Linked DNA regions of Mus musculus: region 1 is linked to region 2. A link is a loop called in an ENCODE intact Hi-C map of the cell type or tissue named here. Cell type or tissue: left cerebral cortex. All regions are shown on one strand. Links, peaks and the distances in the headings refer to the core of each region. The heading gives the core; the rest is flanking DNA. Region 1 holds the start of Cdk5r2 (cyclin-dependent kinase 5, regulatory subunit 2 (p39)). Region 2 overlaps Wnt10a (wingless-type MMTV integration site family, member 10A).

What was found. Peaks named below come from ENCODE experiments on the same cell type or tissue, not always from the same donor. Only the 100,000 strongest peaks of a DNase experiment are listed, where the experiment ranks them.
Region 1: a loop joins it to region 2, with 3 times the contacts of the local background. A loop is called at or near these places in 7 of 42 quality-filtered maps.

Annotation. Positions count from the first base shown.
Region 1 is chr1:74,855,012-74,865,098 of GRCm38, forward strand. Cdk5r2 (cyclin-dependent kinase 5, regulatory subunit 2 (p39)) reads left to right here and starts at 18. Exons shown (of 1, transcript NM_009872.3): 1 at 18-2,721. The coding sequence starts at 87. The coding sequence ends at 1,196. The region is part of intron 2 of Gm16582 (predicted gene 16582); the gene reads left to right. In left cerebral cortex, for the core only: CTCF peaks have their summits at 5,151 and 6,994 (motif pointing left); DNase peaks (open chromatin) are centred at 1,376, 2,030, 2,522, 2,789 and 8 more places; H3K4me3 peaks cover 3,282 bases; H3K27ac peaks cover 3,903 bases.
Region 2 is chr1:74,803,432-74,813,359 of GRCm38, forward strand. Wnt10a (wingless-type MMTV integration site family, member 10A) reads left to right here. Exons shown (of 4, transcript NM_009518.2): 4 at 1-745. The coding sequence ends at 189. Among named protein-coding and RNA genes, the nearest start is that of n-TGgcc3, 8.4 kb to the right of the region's middle. In left cerebral cortex, for the core only: CTCF peaks have their summits at 3,055, 4,881 (motif pointing left) and 5,749 (motif pointing right); DNase peaks (open chromatin) are centred at 3,457, 3,624, 4,887 and 5,786; H3K4me3 peaks cover 1,326 bases; H3K27ac peaks cover 2,430 bases.

The DNA of each region.
Region 1 (10,087 bases), core at 1,219-9,218, 53 kb after region 2:
CCACCGCCGGGTCCCCCGGGGCTGCAGCAGCAGCGGCGCCGCCCGCGGTTCCCGCTGGGGCCCGGGCGCCGGCCCCGCTCTGCAGGATGGGCACGGTGCTGTCGCTTTCCCCTGCTTCCTCGGCCAAGGGCCGGAGGCCGGGAGGGCTGCCGGAGGAGAAAAAGAAGGCGCCGCCCGCGGGGGACGAGGCGCTGGGGGGCTACGGCGCGCCGCCGGCCGGCAAGGGCGGCAAAGGCGAGAGCCGGCTCAAACGGCCGTCCGTGCTCATCTCGGCGCTCACCTGGAAGCGCCTAGTGGCAGCCTCGGCCAAGAAGAAGAAAGGCAGCAAAAAGGTGACGCCCAAGCCAGCGTCCACCGGTCCCGACCCTCTGGTCCAGCAACGCAACCGCGAGAACCTTCTCCGCAAGGGCCGCGACGGCCCCGACGGTGGCGGAACAGCCAAGCCCCTGGCCGTGCCGGTGCCCACGGTGCCCACGACCGCTGCCACCTGCGAGCCCCCGTCGGGGGGCAGCGCAGCCGCCCCTCCACCAGGCTCAGGCGGGGGAAAGCCGCCGCCGCCGCCACCCCCAGCCCCGCAGGCGGCACCGCCGGCGCCCGGAGGCTCGCCGCGGCGGGTCATCGTGCAGGCGTCTACCGGCGAGCTGCTCCGCTGCCTCGGCGACTTCGTGTGCCGACGCTGCTACCGCCTCAAGGAGCTGAGCCCCGGCGAGCTGGTGGGCTGGTTCCGCGGCGTGGACCGCTCGCTGCTGCTGCAGGGCTGGCAAGACCAGGCCTTCATTACCCCCGCCAACCTGGTGTTCGTGTACCTGCTGTGCCGGGAGTCGCTTCGTGGGGACGAGCTGGCGTCGGCCGCGGAACTGCAGGCCGCCTTCCTCACCTGCCTCTACCTCGCCTACTCCTACATGGGCAACGAGATCTCCTACCCGCTCAAGCCGTTCCTCGTGGAGCCCGACAAGGAGCGCTTCTGGCAGCGCTGCCTGCGCCTCATCCAGCGGCTCAGCCCGCAGATGCTGCGACTCAACGCCGACCCCCACTTCTTCACGCAAGTCTTTCAAGACCTCAAGAACGAGGGCGAGGCCGCGGCGAGCACCGGGGGTCCACCGAGCGGAAGCAGCGCGTCCACCACCTCCTCCTCGAGCGCCAGGGACAGCTGCGCGACCGGAGCCAAGCACTGGACTATGAACTTGGACCGCTAGGGATTCCCAGGGGCCGCGCCCGCCCCCCGCCCCAGCCCCTCACACACACCCGGAAACCCCGGGACCATCAAGCCACCGTCGCTATTACCGCTGCTCTATGCCCAGGCTGGGCCGAGGAGGAGCCGCCCCTGCCCCACAGGGGAAGGTGGAGGCTAGGACGCCAGAGGCCGCGGTGTCTGGATTTACTGGGCGTGGGGTGGGCGTGGGGGATGATCGCGGGAAGTGCACCCCCAACTTCGTTCACCCTTTCCGTCTGTCTGCGCCTCCATCTTTCCATTTCTGCCCTGGTCTCCCTCTTTCCTGCTGTGGGCATCTCAAAGTCCACCACCCTGGGTTTTGTCCAGTCCCTCACCTTTCTGTGTCTTCGTCTTACCTCCTGTCTGCAGCCCCCGCCCCCGCCCCCGCCTGTCCATTGGCATTCCCTGGGCTTTACCCTTTTCTACCTTACCCCGAGCCTGATGGTACCCCACTGCGGTCCCCGCTTCTCCAGCACCTATGTTTCCGTGTACCCTTCTTGTTCCTCTTCCTTCCTCCGGTCATGTCACCTCCATCCCTCCTGTCTGCCTTCCCTCTCTCTGCTTGTGTCGTCCTGCAACCCCCCACCCCCCACCAACCGATCCCCAAGACTCTACACTCCTTTCCCCAGATCCTTAGTTTTTTGGTTTTTGTTTTTTAAATTTGGATAGACTGGACAGGAAACTGCAGTCTCAGTTGTCCAGGCAAAGATCAGGGTGATCCTTTCCTTCACCCCCACGGCCTCTCCCCACCTTTTCCAACGTGTTGCATGCTGGGAGTTGAGGAGGAAAGGGCTGCTGCCTTCATTTAGGAGGCTGAGATTTGAGGGCAAGATCCAACCTGGTAGACTACCCCGCTTGCAGCGGTGGTGTCTTCTCTGTGGATGGATAGAAAGAGAAAGAAAACTCTTCTTATCTGGGGGAGGGGCGTCCTCTTCCTTATCTTTAGATTTCTTGTTATATCCCCTCCTCACACTTTAATTTATTTCGCTGTTTCAGGAGGGTGGGTGGGTGGGGAGGGGGCTGGGCAGGGAATTGTCCGAGGTGCTGAGCTGGGCGGGACCGGAATCGTCCTGGGAAGAGTACCAGGGACTGGGTCGGGCCTGGGGCCTTGTCCAAGGTGCCAATGATGCGGGCCGACGGCGCAGGCCGCACTATCTGTCTGTCCGTCTGTCCTGGAGCGAACTATAAAGCGCTGGAAGCGCCTACAGATGGTTTCGCGCCGGCCTCTTTTTGGGTTCCCGGAGGGTGGAAAGGAATGGGCGTAGGAGTGAAACTGTTAGGGGTAGGGTAGGAGGGAAAGTCAGGTCCCTGAGATCTGTAACCTGCTACCTGCCCACACTGGCTTTCATTTTACAGTAAAGCATCATAAGCCAAGGGTTGAGGCTGAACTTACCTCCCAATTCCGGCCTCCATCTTGTCTGCCCTACCTCCTTATTAATACTCAGGCTACTTAAGGACAAATGATAAAGAGACAGAAGTCTCCCTTTCTGTGAGGTGACCCTTGAGACAGAACTGGCTAGCCATGATGTTTTTATTTCTTTCCGTTCTTCCCACCATATATTGATTGAGTCAGGAGTCTAGTCAGGCCTGACTAAGCCTGTGCTTACCTCTCTCAGTTGGGATATGAGTACCACCCCCACCCCGTGAGGCTGCTTTAGTCACAGGCCCACCCAGAGCAGTCTTTGCAGACCCATTCCTGCTTGGGACTCAGACCTTGACCCTTGACCACCAGAGAAGTGCAATTATTGGCGGAAACAAAAGGGGAAACGAAAGCCTTTTCCAACTGAAAAAAAAGGGGGGGGGGGAATTTAGCTAATTGGCTCCAAATCTCTGCTTAGTCCCCACTGTCCTCTTAGTTAGACAGCAAAACAGCACATTTAGTGTTGCGTCCGCTAAAGAAGGACTGACTGCAGGCAGAATGTTTGCGGTTGCGAACCTGGTCGCCACCGTGGCCACGAAGATCCAGAAAGAATTCCGGGAGGGGCCGGCAAAGGAGAGGGCTCGATTCGCTGTCCGTGGTGCTGAAGGGCGCGTTCCTGCAGGGTGGGGGCTTGCACTAGCTGCCAGAGGGGGACTCAGCCACAGATCTGAATAATTCAAGGGTGGGGTGTAAGCTATTCTGGCGACAAGTTACAGAAGTCTTGCCGGAGAACCAGGAATGTTGCCTCCCCCTTGCCCTCCTCGGAGGACAGGACTTGGCTTTCACCTGGCCTGTACCCACAGCCCTAGCACCCAGCCTGGAGGCGGAAATCCTCGGCCCAGATTTGTGAATCGAGTTCCCGGGGGGTGGGGGTGGGGGGTGTGGAAAGCTAGCGGAAGGGAAGGCGGGAGCAGCCGCCCATTGGCTGGAATTTGGCGCAGTCAACGCGGTGCCGTCATCTCTCTGGATTTGGGAGGAGGGAAGGAAGATCACTTGGGTCACTCCGCGGCTGTCGCTATGGTAACCAGACTGAGCGGGCGGGGCCACCTTTCCACTCGCTTACCTTTGGGTGGGGAAAGCATCCTGATTTTCTTAATTTGGAACTAATTAGTGAGACTAGCGACTTGATTGAAATTTCAGAGTTAGAGCAGCCTAAAGGGGATGAGGAAGAGACTCGAAAGCAGATAGAGATTTTTTTTTTAAATCCTGCCCTTGGAACACTGCCTAGCTGCTGCCCCGAACTCATGGACACAGCATCTTCTTTCTGCTCGCACCGGTGTGCGTGTGCACGCACACGTAGACGCCTTCGCGTGCCTCCTGGAACCTACGGTCTGGCACTGAAGAACTCGGATGAGAAGACGGGCGAAAAGCATCATTGAGTGGTGTCAGCTTGCCCTGTTACATCCCAAAGCTGGACACACTGCTATAATCCGATTAGAGTTAGCGGTGGGGTTCTGGAAGATGATCATCAGGATTGCTTGGAACAATTAGCTTTCTGGGTTACATTTGGTAGGAGTCCTGTTTTTTCTGGGTGGAGGGCAAAGAGGAAGAACAGTCTTCTGAGAAGCCAAAAGGAAAAACCGAAAATGAGAGAGAAATGCAAATGCAAAAGAGTAAAGTGCCTTCTCTTTCCGGCCAGAGATTGAACCTGGGGATAAATGCATCCAGGTTGGTAAAGACGGGCCTAGAACTCTCTGGAGAGCCCGGAAGGGCCAGGAGTAGACTAACTGGAAATGGAGGTTTGGAGAGAGAAGCCCAGTTGTAGCCATGACTCAGCACTTCCCCTTGCAAAGGACCAGAGCACAGGGCCGTGTGTTGGGCTGTGTGAATATGAATAGGTGGCTGACAAGAGATGCACCCCTTTGCTGGATGCATACATCAATACAGGGGCAGAGGCATATATTTTAACCCAGGCAGACATGAATGTGTTTATACTGATGAAGGTTCATTCAATTATATACATATATGTGCTCTCCCCTTCTGTGTCCCCCTTGCTGGACATTGCAAAGAACACTCTGTCCTGAGAGCCATGCTTGCCTGTCCCCAGAATACCTTAGTACTTTCTGGAAAAGGAGAAATGTTAAAAACTCCTAGATATGGGAGGGAGTTGTCATGGAAACCCCTTTGCCTGCCAGCAAGGGTGCCCAGCAACCAGAGCATCTGGCAGTAACCAGGAGAATATCCTATGGCCTCTGCATATGGGGACTCTGCCTCAGGCATTCAGATGGGTTCTTCTGGAAGGTCTCTGCCAGAGAGCCTCCCAAAATGACGCCCCCACACTAGAGTCAGACTATCAGATTATAAAGAATATAAAGGAAGCTATGTGCAAGGATGTGACCTTAAAGTACCTCCTGCTTCACGTAGTCCTTTTTGTTCTCTCTTCCTACCTTTCAGGGTCTCACTATGTAACCAGGACTGGCCAGGAACTCAGTGTAGACCAGGCTAGTCTAGAACGTGGGGCAATCCTCTGGTTGTCTTGTCTTTGCCTTTTGAGTGCTGAGTTACAGTGGCCTGTAGTTGCTGTGAGTGGCCTCTAGAACGGGATGCATCCCTAACCACTGGCTCATCTTTTCAACTCCCCACCCCAACTCCCAGTCAGCTGCTCTTAAGATCTCTTTCTGTGTGGAGATATTTGCCACAATCATCTGTTTCTCTTAAGAGTACCCTCCCTGTTTCTTCACGCCTCTTAGTCAGCTGTCTGTGGTTAATATTTAGCATGAAGACCATAAATCTTAAAATGAGTCCCTCTCTGTATATTTTATATATGGCAACTTAAAAGTCAAGAAGAATAATGATGTAAAATATAACTAGAGAAATAAGCATCTCTTTACAAAATAAACTTCATGCATGGCATTCCACCAAGGAAAGAAGGATGGGAGGAACAGTATGGTTGCTCACAGCTATTTTGGGAGGCTGAGGGTGACCCACAACCATAAAATTATCTCATTGCTACTTCATAACTGTCATTTTGCTACTGTTATGAATCGGAATGAAAATATCTGATATGCAGGATATCTGATATGTGATACCCATGAGTCTCAACCACAGGTTGAGAACTGCTGACCTACAGGATCAGACCAGCCTGCATAACATAGTGATACCATTAACTCGAAGACAATCACACACATACACATATTATCCCAGAGAAACCACACAATAGCAAAGAAATCCTCAGAGGAGTGAATTAAAGTCAGCTATAGCATGTCTGTGATCTCAGCACATCAGAGGCTAAGGCAGGAGCACACTGGTTCAAGGACAGCCTGGATTACATAGGGAAATCCTGTCAAGGTCTGGGAGGAGGAGAGTATAGAAGGCTTACTAAAATAGATTGCACTGGTACATGCATAGACAGTACCGTAGAGGGAAAAGGATAGTCCAAACAAAGCTAAACTATGCAATGTTTGGAGTCCAGCATAGGGTGAAAGTACCACTTAGAACTCATTGACCAGGAGAGCCTGCAAGTGGTTTGTTTACAGCTGGGTAGCCATTTAGATAAAGAGGGAAACAGGTCAACCTTTGGTTTGTTTGTTTGTTTGTTTGTTTCTTCAAGACAGGGTTTCTCTGTGTAGCCCTGGCTGTCCTGAGACTTACTCTGTAGACCAGGCTGGCCTCAAGTTCAGAGATCTGCGTCCCTCTGACTCACGAGTGCTGGGTTAAAGGCACACAACCATCTAGCTCCATTACTCATTCTTTACCCTCCAAATATATCTAAATCTGATCAAAGATACAAAGAAATATGCTATACAGCCTTACATGAGGAGGTAATTAAAAATATCTAGTAGCATTAAGACTTTTCCCTCATGAGTTTCAACTTAGAGAATTGGTGCTAGGGAAATACTTGGAATACAGAGACATCACAGGTATTTAACTTTTCTTTTTACTTTATTATGCCCTGGAAAGAGAAAAGTTGGACTTTATTTAAATATTCACCAATAGTTAATCAGGGCTAAGTAAACTTTGAGATACCCCACTTACTGAATTTTACATTATTCAGTTAAAACAAATGAGTTAGCTGGACATGGCTGTACACAACTGTGAGTTCTGTGCTCATGAAGCTGAGACAGAGTGATCATAAATTTGAAGTCACCTTAGACTGTATAGCAAAACCTTGTCTCAGCTAGACAGATAAGTAGATAGATAGATAGATAGATAGATAGATAGATAGATAGATAGATAGATAGAAAGATAGATAGATAGATTGATAGGTAGATAGATAGATTGATAGGTAGATAGGTTGATTGATAGATATGGCTGCTCCTCCAGAAGACTGGGGTTGGATCACCAGCCCACACATGCCAGCTCACAGTGGTCTTGTAACTCTAGTCCCAGGGTATCTGATGCCCTCTTTTGGTTTTCAGGGGCACTGCATTCACAGTGATGCATAGATATACATGCAGGCCACAGATCCATCTATACAAAATAATAAAATAAAATTATAACCACAGTAAATGGTATCAGTATTCTGCACAGTTAGAAAAAGAAATTAATATATAGTAGTAAATATTAAAGTAAAAACTTGCATATAGGCTGGACTTGGTGACTCAAACCTTTAATGCTAACATCCCGGAGGCAGAGACAGAGGCAGGTAGAGCTCTGTGAGTTCTAGGCCACAGAGTGAGCTCCAGGTTAGCCACGACTATACAGTGATATCCTGTCTTTTTTTTTTTTTTTTTTAGTCAGAGAAGTAGCTTAGTACCTGGGATGTGATAGGCGCTACATAAATGAGAGCTGATATGCAACTTTTACCTAGGTGTGATAAACACCAGCAGGCTACATCCATTTAGCACTTACTGCCTTAGAGCAACCAATAAATGAACTTTCAAAAGCAAGTCTGTGTTCTCTTCCATTGCCAGTGAGCCTGTGACTAAATACATCTTTAGAACATAACTGAAGGGGAAACTCCTTGGTGTTCAGATTTCTCTCTTCTTATGCTATATTTGAACACTGAGGTTTTTGCTTTTGTTTTTGTTTTTGGGATAGGGTTTCTTTGTGTAGCCCTAACTGTCCTAGAGGTAGCTCTGTAGACTAGGCTGGTTTTGAACTCAGGGATCTATCAGCCTCTGCCTCCCGATTGCTGGGATTAAAGGTGTACACCACCACTGCTTGCCTGAGCATTGAATTTTTGCATTTAAGTTTAAGACTTTTCTTTCTGGTTTCCTTATAGTATATTTGTTTCATTAATTGATCTATTTGTGGGGACTTTTATTAAATTTTATTTTATTTGCATAAGTCTTCTGCCTACTATAAGTGTGCCTAGTGCAGAGACCAGAGGACGGTACCAGATCCCCTGAAACTGGAGTTACAGATGGTTTAAACAGCCATATAGATACTGAGAACTGAACCCAGGTCCTCTGTAAGAGCTACAACTGCTCTTAGCTGCAGAGCCATCTCTCCAGGCCCAGGAAATTTATTTTTATATGGGGGGGGAGTTGGAATATACTATTTTTTTCCAAATTAAGAGCATGTTTTTCCAACTTTGAAGTCTTTTATTTCCTAGTAAATGCCTTATAATGGCGGCACCATCATCATCATCATCATTGTCTTAGTTAGGGTTTTATTGCTGTGAGCAGACACCATGACCAAGGCAAGTCTTATAAAAAACAACATTTAATTGGGGCTGGCTTACAGGTTCAGAGGTTCAGTCCATTATCATCAAGGTGGGAGCATGTCAGTATCCAGGCAGGCATGGTGCAGGAGGAGCTGAGAGTTCTATGTCTTCATCCAAAGACTGCTAGTGGAAGACTGACTTCCAGGCAACTAGGGTGAGGATCTTATACCCACACCCACAGTGACACATCCATTCCAACCAGGTCACACCTATTCCAACAAGGCCACACCTTCAGATGGTGCCACCCCCTGGTCCAAGGATATACAAACCATCACATTCCACTCCCTGGTCCCCATAGACTTGTTCAAAAACATGAGTCTATGGGGGCCATACTTAAACATAGCATAATGCCAAATGCATTTAGTCCAACTTTCAAAGTCCTCATAGTCTATAGCAGTCGCAACAATGTTAAAAGTCCAAAGTTCAAGGTCTCTTCTGAGATTCATTCAACTTAATTAACTTTAATCCCCAAAGCAGGGCAGGGAACCAGCTGGGCAAACTCCAAACTCTGCATCTCCATGGCTGATGTCAAAGTGGTCTTCAGATCTCCACTCCTTTTTCATCTTTGTTGACTGCAACAAACTGCTTTCTCCCGGGCTGGTTCCACTCCCTGTTAGCAGCTTTCCTCAGCATGTATCCCATGGCTCTGGCATCTTTGAGTCTCCAAGGCAATTTCAATGTTACAGCTTCTTGTTTCAGTGTCTGGGATTCCACTTGATCTTTTGGACTCCTCCTAAGGGCTGACATCACTTTTCCAGCTCTGCCTTCTGTAGCACTCTAAGCTCAGGTTGATCCACTCCACTACGGCTGCTGTTCTTGGTGATCATCCCATGATACTGACATCTCCAATACACTGGGGTGTTCTACTTCAACTAGGCTTCACCAATAGCCTCTCATAGGCTCTCTTCAGGGTGCCAAGCCTCAAATCCTTTGCATGACCCCTTCAGTCCTGGGCCATCAACTACAGCTGAGGCTTCACCTTCTTCAATGGCCTTCCCTGGCCTCTCACAGTGCTAAGCCTCAGCTTCTCTCTATGATCCCTTCATTCCTTCACAAGCAGTACCACCTGAGAGACTCTTACACATTACCAAATCCAGCCGCAGCATGAGGTACAACCTTGGGTATCTCTGGAACACAGCTTCTTTGTGCTCCCAGAAAACAATTTCCAGAAGATTTCACCTCAATGATGCTGGTCTCTTCTTAATCACTGCTAATTCCTTAGCTCCAGCTAACCAGCATCAATTTTCCCAGTAGTTCCTTCCATTCTTAACTCTAGAGCCAGAGCCACATGGCTGAAGCTGCCGAGTTCTGATGCTTACAGGAATTAGACCATGACCCCCTTGTACTATTACATTATCACTAGCTTTATGTTTTCTAAATCCTTCACTGCCTAAGCTTGGCTATCCTAGTTCTTGCTCTGTAGATTGACCTTGAATGCAGAGATCAGCATGCTTGTCTCATGGGATTAAAGGTGTGTACTACCATGTCTGGATATAATTAAGCTGGGTAGAATCTTGCCCCAAGGTCCCACTCCCTTAATCTGTTATCTCCTAGAACAAAAGATTTTACTCCATTTCACTTCCTGGTACCCCTTTAATACTCGAACCATATATTTTATATTTTTCCTTTCTAAGCTTGCTATGCTTGTTCAAACTTCTCTTCATAAGACTTAACCAGAGAACAAAGTCTCTGCTGGGCTTTTTTGAAACTTCTTTTGTCAATGCAATTAATCCAAGTCTCTTCACCTTAGCCTCAGGCAAACTTTTCAGACAAGGGCAAAAAGTAGCCACATTCTTCACCAAAATATCACAAAACCAGTCTTTATGCCACATTCTGAAATTCTTCT
Region 2 (9,928 bases), core at 1-8,000:
GGCACTGTGGGCCGCCTGTGCAATAAGAGCAGCACGGGTCCCGATGGCTGCGGCAGCATGTGCTGTGGCCGCGGCCACAACATTCTGCGCCAGACGCGCAGCGAGCGCTGCCACTGCCGGTTCCACTGGTGCTGCTTCGTGGTCTGCGAAGAATGCCGCATCACCGAGTGGGTCAGCGTCTGCAAGTGAGCAGACCCAAGCTCCTCTGGGTCTCAAGAATGGTTGTCCTCTTGGTGCCTGGCTTCTGCCGCTAGCGGATCTGAGCCAGGCAGCAAGCAGCAGCCTTGGCTCCTGAGAGAGGTGGTTGGCTCTTACAGCCCCGAGGGTCTACAATCACCAGACAGTCCAGATCTGATTGACATTCCTCCGCTCACCTCTGTAGGTTCCCCTCTTTCTGTTCCTAGCTCAGACAGCTGGGGGTGATAGTGGAGACTGTTCCACACCCTAGGACAGGTCACCAAAGCAGCCCAGCCTGGCATGCCTACCTCCTGTCATCTCTTCTTCCCTTCCCCAGGAGTGATAGGCAATGCACTGAAGCTGATGGGCACCGGGGAAGAAAACTAAAAGGCAGAAATGGCCGTCATCGGGCTGAAGTGACTCTAAGGGCTCCAGACCTCTGCTCCTGTCTTTCACTTAACAGATATTTATTTTTGCGCTCTCTTTGAGACACTCTCTGGGGAAAAAGAAGCTCCGGAGTCTACAGGCTGATTAAGGGACATGGACAATAAACCAGTAAACACACAAACAAGGTTATTCCAGGCAATGTTATGGGTTATGGGGAAAATTAATCAGGACCCCTTGTATACTTTGATTTGTGGGAAATAGAGCCCTTCCCCCTTCCCGCTAAAACTGTCAGCCAGGAAGACTTCTGAATTGTGATAGACAAGCTGTGACCTGCAGGGTGAGAGAGAGCCATAGGGAGGTGGGGAAGGGCTTTCCAGACCCATAACTCTGAGGGGAGAGAGACCTACACTTGCTGAAGGATCAGCAGAGCAGCTTCTGTGTTTGGAGTATAAAACTCAAGGGCTGATCAGAGCGACCAGAGGATGGGGTAGCCATAAGAACTGGGTTTTATTAAAGAGGAATCTGCAGAGACTCTTAAGCAGACACCAGTTGTGCTCTGGTTCCCACACGAGTGGGGGTCTGGCCAAAAGGATGATAGTCAGAAAGAACGTTATGGTTATGGGGACCACGGCTAATACCTAGCTGAGGCCTGAGCTTGGATGACAGCAGTAGGGATGTCTAGAAGGACCCAGAGATCCAGAGTCCTCAGTGCCAGAATTCTAACCGCCCACTTTGTACCTGAGCCCTTTGCCACAAGCCAGGACGAGTGGCTGTGCCCAGCAGCAACCGATGGCAGAGACAGGAGGCACTCTGAGGGAAGCAATCCCGGGCAAGACTCAGCTCAACCCAGCCAGCGCCCCAGGGAGCAGGTGGGGCCAGGAGGTGCGGCTGGGAATAGGGTGGTGGCAGACTCACCGTCTGGAGCTGGGCTCTGGAGTCTAGGCAGGAAAGCTAGGGGTGCATAGGAAGCCATCCTGAGCCCCTCATTCCCCCAGAGCCTCAGCTGAAGATGTCAGTTAGCAGGTGAACACCCCCCCCCCCACCATCTTAGGTTCTTATGTTTCTACTAGGACGCTTGTATTCCCTGTGGTTCAAGCCTGATGACTTTCTAGAACAGAGCCCCCAGGATCTGATTTACACAGGTTTATCTACCTCATCCAGGCCTATTGCTCAGCTCCTTCACTTAATAGATGTCTCCATGTATCGCCTAGTGGCATCCATCTTGATAAACCAAGCTCAGACCGAGTCTTGTTCCAAAGGCCAGTTTGCACAGAGACCCAACCCCCACCCAACGTTTCCTTGCTCCTATCCCTTGAGGGGGTGACTCTGAAACCATACATCTCTGTTTGCTCTCCAGATGGAAGACTGGACCCACTTGCTCTCAGCTCCCTGCTGGGTGACTGTGGCATTTTAGTAGCCCCTGGGCAAGCCCAAGGTGTAGGGCTCTCTCCAGTTCTGTCACCTCAGTAGAGACTTGGGTTTGTCTCCCCACCCCACCCCCCAAACAGTCCCACAGGCAGGTGGGTGAGAGTCTCCGAGGGGAGGGAGGAGGGGTAGGCAGGAACAGACAGACACACCTGCCTCATTCCTTTCCTCTTGTTCATCCTGGAGAGAACTCTAGGGGCCGGGTTCCCCCCTTCTTCCCTCCCATCCTAGGGAGGAAGAGGTATGCTGGGGGATTGGAGGGTAAAAGGAGAGCCCCGCCCCTAGCAGCACTCACTACTGCATTAGCTTTGACCTCCTCTGCCTTTCAGAGCTTGGGGAAGTGAGTTATAGGATGGAGTTTGGGAATAAGGAGGAAATTGCACACTGCCGAATATGCTACCTAGGGTGGAGTGGGGGCAGGGGACTGGACACTGAGCCTCAATGGGACTCCAGTGGTCAGAATCAGTGGTCTGATATATGCTAGTGTGACCTGTAAAGTTGGGAAAGGGACAAAGTTATTGTTTCCCTAAGCCACCACCACACAGCCTCCCTGATCTGGACCACAAGGCTGGGCCCCATAATAGCAGAGTGGTCTATGGGAGGCCTTACAAGAAGGAAAAGATGATGCAGGTGGGAGGGTGGGTGCTGTGCTTAGGCACACTGGCTGGAGCCTACAGCGGGAACAACCTACTGGTCGGAAACAACAATGGGATCATGAATTTAATGCAAGTTTAGGGCGAAGGTGGGCTGGAGAGCTCGGAAGTCACCCGCCATGAAAATTGGAATGGGAACAGAAAGTGACCAGGGATCCTTCCAAGGAAGAAAAGACCTCCCTGGTTCCTGTGCACTTTCGACCCGAGGGACATTAGATTATTTTTTTCAAAGGCAGAACTGAGGTCTAATGTCGGGAAAGGAGGGAGGTAGGAACTAACAGCAAATGGGGCCATGTACTGATGGACGCAGTGCTGGGGTTAGAGGTCAGGGAGAAACGGCTGGAATGGGATGAGGACCCAGGCATCTGGCTTTCCAGCCGCCAGGGGGCTTAAAGGGGCAGGGCATTCAGTGGTAGGCTTGCCAGCTGTAGAGTTCCTGGGCGAGAAGCAAGGTCAAGGCCATCATTCCGGAGGTCCTTCTATCTTTCTCTGAATTAATGCTCCCCCAGCTCGCCTCCGGTAGGGGGCCTTCCACCCTGGAGAGTGGCCAGGCTCCAATCGCAGCCCCCCTCCTCCCTTCCCACCCCCCCTCTCATGTGGTTGCCGGCAGCTGCCTGCGGTCGCCCCATCCCTTGTGCTCAAGGCACGGGGACTTTCCAACAGGGGAAAAAATGACTTAATGAGAGTGGGAGCCGGGGGCGGGAGGGACAGGTCCCTGTAATCACAGCTCCACTGTGGGGCCTGCGTACCTCCCGGTCCTTCCCAGCTTCCTGCTGTCAGCGCCCGCCTTGGGTTCTGCTGGGGGAGGGGGACAGGCTGGCGACAGGGAGATCCCTGTTCAGGTGCTAGGTTCTCTGGGGCCCTTAGACTGCCTTTTCTTTCTGAAAAGGCTTGAGTTGCTTGAGGACAGAACCTGGGGCACCCCAGAATCCCTCTCTGGATCCTGTCCAGAGCGAATTAGAAGAGTAAGGGGTACCGGAGAGAATCCTTTGCTGTTTCGAGACTGCGCACTCCGCAACGCCCCCGGTTGCCGTGGCAACCAGGGCAGCCGAGGTGTGTCCGCGGGCCTGGGAGATGTGTGTCCTCCCCCCCCCCCTTGCCTTTACACGCCGCCCGCAGGGCCAGGCCCCGCTGCTGTGGTGCGCGGGGGTGGGGGTGTGCCGTTACCATGGCAAGGGTGAGCCAGAAGGGCACATTCTTCCCCAGGGTGGGAGCGCCCTGGGGACATGAGAAGGGGGGTGACGGGGGCGGCAGAAAGGGGAGCAGAGGATGGTCAGAACAAGGGAGGAGTCTCGGACAAGATGAACCAGGGTTTCTGAGGTTGGGGTGGGGAGTTTGGAATCTGTCCTCTCCCCTACTCCAGCTCTTCTGAGGTGTCCTCCTCCTGCTGTTGAACCCTTCTTGGGGTTCAAAGCCCCGAGGCCTCTGTTTCCAAGGAAGGAGCTTCCAATAATCAACCAAACCCCACTTGGCTATTCCTGGTCGGGCCTGTGGAGCTAAGAGACCTGTCCCACTCCACTCCCAGTAGCACTGAAGCCCAGACTTCTAGCCATTGCCCTGCAATTAAGCCCCCCGCCCGCCTCTGTGCCACCCGCCCAGCCTCCGCCTGGCCCAGTCCGCTGCCAATTACAGCTTTGCACAGCAGGGTTGTCTTGGAGACCCCGGGAATCCTGGGAGTAGGGAACAGCAGGCACATCAAGAGGATGAGATCCTGGGGGTGTCCTTGACCCCAGGGTCCTCATCTGAAACGTCAGGCTACACCCGCGCGCGCACGTGTGCGTGTGTGTGTGTGTTGCAACGTCTGGGATCCAAGGCTGTGTGTACTCAAAAAGTTCAAGGCCCCTGCGGCCTATTCTCTTTTCCACCGCAGGCTGCCGCGTGGGTCTCTCCTGGCCCCACGCCCTGACCAATGGACCCAGCTTGGTTTTGCTGAGCCAACCACAGGGCAGCCGCCAGCTTGTAACTGATGTTTTGTGGAAGACACAAAACGGCGCCCTCTTTGGGCATAAGGGTTCCCTCTTTCTGTCCAGCAAAGGAAAACAATCAGGGAGTATGCATAGAATCCATTGGAGCGTTCTGCCACCACCCTGTCCCCTGCCGTTCTTTCTCTCTCTATCCCGCGGGCTAGTCTGCAGGGGCTCCAGTAAAGCTTCGCGCCTCCCGCAGTCCAGCTTCTCACATCTGGTTGGCAGCTGGGAACCGCCCACCATAAACTACTGAGGACATGGCGCCCTCTGTTGGTGAGGATTGGAGAAGCATCAGCTTTCGGGCCTGTGCTGTGCGCTTCTGCGCAGTGTCCAGGGTTTCTGCTCATGATGCATGGGTCTCGGATTCCACTCATTCCTTTGCCTGCTGGAAACCCAACACATTCTGACTCGCGTCGCTCCAAAAATCCTGCCATGCAGGCTCTTTGCTTTCTGCCCGACACGATCTCACTGACCCTCTGTTCTGCCTGTGTGTGTGCCTAAAACCCAGCCCAGTGACCTAGCTTCTCTGAACCTCACAAGGTGGCAAGCTCTGACTTCAGGATGTGAGACCTGTCTTTCCACGCCCCACGATTACTCCCCACCCCCAGCCTTCCCGAGCTTACTGTAAAAGTCCTAAATTTAACGGCATATTTGTTCAATGGAATTCCTTGCTCTGTCCTTTAAATGAAGTAGTTGAAGTCTATTTAGCGGCTGATTCAGTAATTTAGTATTTGCTCTACACTGGGGAAGGGTACCTTAACAAAAAATAGCACGAGACAGGGTCTCCCTTTAATGTAAGAAATCGGACAGGCATCCAAGAGCTGAATTATTTCGGTTGAGGGATTATAGGTGGTTTAAAATTTGTTCACCGTCTATCAGCAGTTTTCATTTGTTTAAAATGAGCCTATTTGACTTTGTCATCGTAATGATTCCATACGTGAATATTTTGGTCCAAAAGTGGGCATCACACTATTTTTTTTTGAAAAGGTTTAAAACACTCTCGAGAAGGAGGCAGTTAGATATCTATGTGTTTGCGGCTAGCCTAGTCTAAATATCTAGTTCTAGCCCAGCCAAGGCTACATAGAGAACCTTATTTTAAAAAACAGAGGTGTATAACAACTGTATGTGTAATGGCCCACAGAGGCCAGAAGAGGGCGTCGGTCCCCTGAAACTGGAGTCGGAGGCAGCTGTTAACTGCAGCAACGTGAGTGCTGGACCTAAGCCCAGATCTTGGAAGAGAAGCTCTTGCTCCTAACCACCAGCTCCACACTGTGTTATTACTTCTGGTCAGCCCTAAAAAAAAAAAATACATACACGCAACACTCAATGGACTCGGTTATATTTATACGTTTATCCTCGCACCTGTCTTTCTGTCTCTCTGTGTCTCTGCCTCTGTCTGCCCCAGCCACCCTTCCTATAGATCTGAATATGGTACTCTCAGCTATCTCTCCAGCACCATGTCTTCCTGAAGTGTAAATCAGCCCCAATTACACGGCCTCCTTTATAAAAGTTGCCGTAGTCATGGTTCCTCTTTACGGGAATAAAAAATAAGACAGTCCTTAAGTCTGATGTCTCCACTGTTGTCTGTGGGTGACAGAATAATCATTTTCCTCTATGAAGATGTTGTCACAAGGAGCAACACAGAAAACTGGTTAAAGGCCTCATGCTTTCTTCTTGTTCTTCAGTCTACTCACTCTTCGCACCGTGTGCATCTGCTGCCTTCTCTCGTGACACTTTATGTGTTTTTGGACATCCTCTGGCCTGGTTTTCCTCTCACTCTTCTCTGTCTCAGGGATGGTTTACTCTTCTCTGCTTGCTTGCACTCCAGATACTGGGGACTGAATTCACAAATACTAGGCAAGGATCTACCACTGAGCTACACGGCCAGCCCTATGTTTGCCTTTGGAAACCGATAGAAAGATACAGAAAGGTTAGACTAGTTGTACAGAGAACACACGCCTTTGTTGAACCACATGAGTAAGTTGCAGATGTAACCCTGTTGTTATCCCTAGTGCTTTAGGACATGAGTTCTTCAAATAGACATTCTCCTTCTAACACGGCATGATGCTCTCAATCAGGAAGCTTGCCTCGTAGTACCAATGCAGCCCGATTGACACCAATGCTTGTCAGACTTTCGTCATTTGGGCCAGTGCTGTCTTTTGTAACAAAAGGCTCCAGCTTTGAATTATTCACCCCATTGGATTCTGTCTTTCCATCTGACACAATTACAATGCTTTACTTTCACACCCGGGACAATTGAGAAGATTACAGACCGGTTGCATTGTAGAACATTCCTCCATGTGGATTTGTCTGCTGTTTCTTCATGATTAGATGTGGGTTATGCATCTTTGGCAACAATACTACAGATGTTAAATCTTTCCCTCATTGCCCTATTATTTATTCTGATGCTTAAAATTCCCTCGAGTTGCTCCAGCTGCCAAGCTAGTTTCTGTCTCTGTGAATTTACTGAGTACTTCCTTATTTTATGGCTTAGTATTTTCTCCACCCCAGCCTCAACACCAGTCATTTTGACAAGCAACCTTTTTTTTTGTTTGTTTGTTTTCCTCTTGATGGAAGATTAAATGTGGAAACTGATATTGCATTCTAGATAAGCTCACTGTTCTTGGGGTACCACTGCCTCCAGAACTCCCAGTGGACAGTAATAGGAAATACGTTTTATCCTATAAACAGCTATCTTTGTGCTGGTCAGTCTCTCATCTCTCCAGCCATACGATCTATTGGTCAACACTGACCCACGTAGAAAACCAATGGTCTCACCTTTAGTTCCCTCACAAGACACAGTTCTCTCTCTCTCTCTCTCTCTCTCTCTCTCTCTCTCTCTCTCTCTCTCTCTCTCTGGTTTTGTTTTTGTTTTTCAAGACAGGGTTTCTCTGTGTAGCCCTGGCTGTCCTGAACTCACTTTGTAGACCAGGCTGGCCTCGAACTCAGAAATCCACCTGCCTCTGCCTCCCGAGTGCTAGGATTAAAGGCGTGTGCCACCACACCCGGCTACTTTCTCTCTTTTTTCTTTTGTATTTCTTTCTCTCTTCTTGCTACCACCACTTCATCCACTCCCCTTACAGGTGTTATCACCCTCTGTGCTGGGCTTCCAGAACCTCTGCTCTTCCGTAGTCCCCTTTGTGCTTATAGCAGGGATGCCACACATCCTTTGGCTCTACCTATGTCATGACTTTTGAATGAAATGATTCAAAAAGAAACAGTGCAGAGGCTGGAAATGATCCCACTCCCTTTCGGAGCTTTAGGGAAATTCCTGAATCCTTTCCATTTGGGAAGTGACATCCATCCTTTCAGATCTTTGTGTTGAAAACCCTGGAGTCACAGGGGCCTGCATTTCACATCAAGTCCACCACAGGTAACTGTCTATTGTGTTCCTCTCTCTCTATCCCAATAACTCCACAAAAGTTCAGACTCACTTTTGCTCCTGTGTGCGCACGAGTGCACGCGTGCATGTGTGTGGATGTATGTGTAGGTTCTGTGTTTCTTTTCTTTATTTTTTAAAATGAAGTAAGTTATTTTAGTTAAATTTTACTTATGTGAGTACAATGTAGCTGTCTTCACACACACAAGAAGAGGGCATCGCCTCCCATTATAGGTGGTTGTGAGCCACCAAGTTGTTGCTGGGAATTGAACTCAGGATCTCTTAAAGAGCAGTCAGTGCTCTTAAACACTGAGTCATCTCTCCAGCCCCAGCTCTGTGTTTCTAATACAAGGGATGGAATTGAGTACATAGTAGATGCTCAATAAATATGGCTGAATGAATGAATAAATGAACATCTATGGAAATGACTGCTAATCTCTCTGTCTTTGGCCCAGCTGTACTTCATAAGATCTTTTCTGAAATTCTACCGCCAGCTAGATGCATTTTGATGGGTGGGTGTATAGCACTCCAAAGCAAGCTTTAATAATGTAGATTCATTATTTAGCTATGCATTTGTTCATCAAAGAACTGAGTCCTTCTTTTTCAAGGCTATTCTTCTTTTGGATGCCTCTCAGCCCCTGGTATACAACAGACACTTAATATTTGCTGAGTCAATGAGGGCCTGTCCCCTTTAAGCCGGCTCTCTGTAAATGACTTTTGTTCTCTTGTAACGTCATCTTCCCACCACTCAGCCTCACAGTTGCTGTCTCTGTGGATTCACCTGCTTATTTTCTTTCCATATTCACACCGACGGGCATCCTGCTCCCGAGTCTGTGCCCTCCGAACCTCTCAGACCTTACAACGACCTTGTTCTCTTCTCTCTCTTCAATCCATTGCCATTAGAGCCTTCTAGTTTCCTCTTACATAATGTGCATACAATTTCCCCCACTGAAGCTTTCAATGGATCTTTGTACTAATTAAGGCTCTTAATTGCAGACAACAGAAATGGAGCCTGATTCACTTACAAGGAAGAAGAATTTCCTGAATGATATTGAGTAACTCCCAGTGTTGACAGGAGGCCTCAAGAACCAGCCTTGTGGCCCAGAGCTGTATTTCAGTTGGTAGAGTGCCTGCGCAGTAGAAGACCTGGTTTTTGACTCCTAGCATCACATAAAACTATGTATAATGGTACATGTCTGTAACACTAGGACCTGGGAGGCTGCAATAGGAGGACCAGAAGTTCAAGGTCATCTTGGAGCAGATGAGAACGTCTTTCTTTTATTCACTGATTTATTTATTTTTTTAATTTTTACATGCATTGGTATTTTGCGTAGCTGTGTAAGGGTGTTGGATTCCCTAGAACCGGAGTTACAGGCAGTTGTGAGGTACTATATGAGTAATGAGCATTGAACCCAGGTCCTCTGGAAGAGCAGCCAGTGCTCTTAACCATTGATTCATCTCCCCAGCCCTGAAAATGTCTTAGAAACAAGCAAACAAACAAGTCAATCTTGAGAGTAGGTAGGGGCTGAAAAAAAATTAGGCACCTGACTTCAACCAAGTCCAGTCTCAGAAGGAGACGGGTAGCAGGCTGTACTGGCTGAGTCCTCAAACAGCTACAGCTACAGCTACAGCCTTAGCTACTGCTACTGCTACTGCTACTGCTACTGCTACTGCTACTGCTACTGCTACTGCTACTGCTACTGCTACTGCTACTGCTACTGCTACTGCTACTGCTACTGCTACTGCTACTGCTACTGCTACAGCTACAGATACAGCTACAGCTACAGCTACAGCTACTGCTACAGCTACAGCTACAGCTACAGCTACAGCTACAGCTACTGCTACAGCTACAGATACAGCTACAGCTACAGCTACAGCCTTAGCTACTGCTACTGCTACTGCCACTGCCACTGCCACTGCCACTGCCACTGCCACTGCCA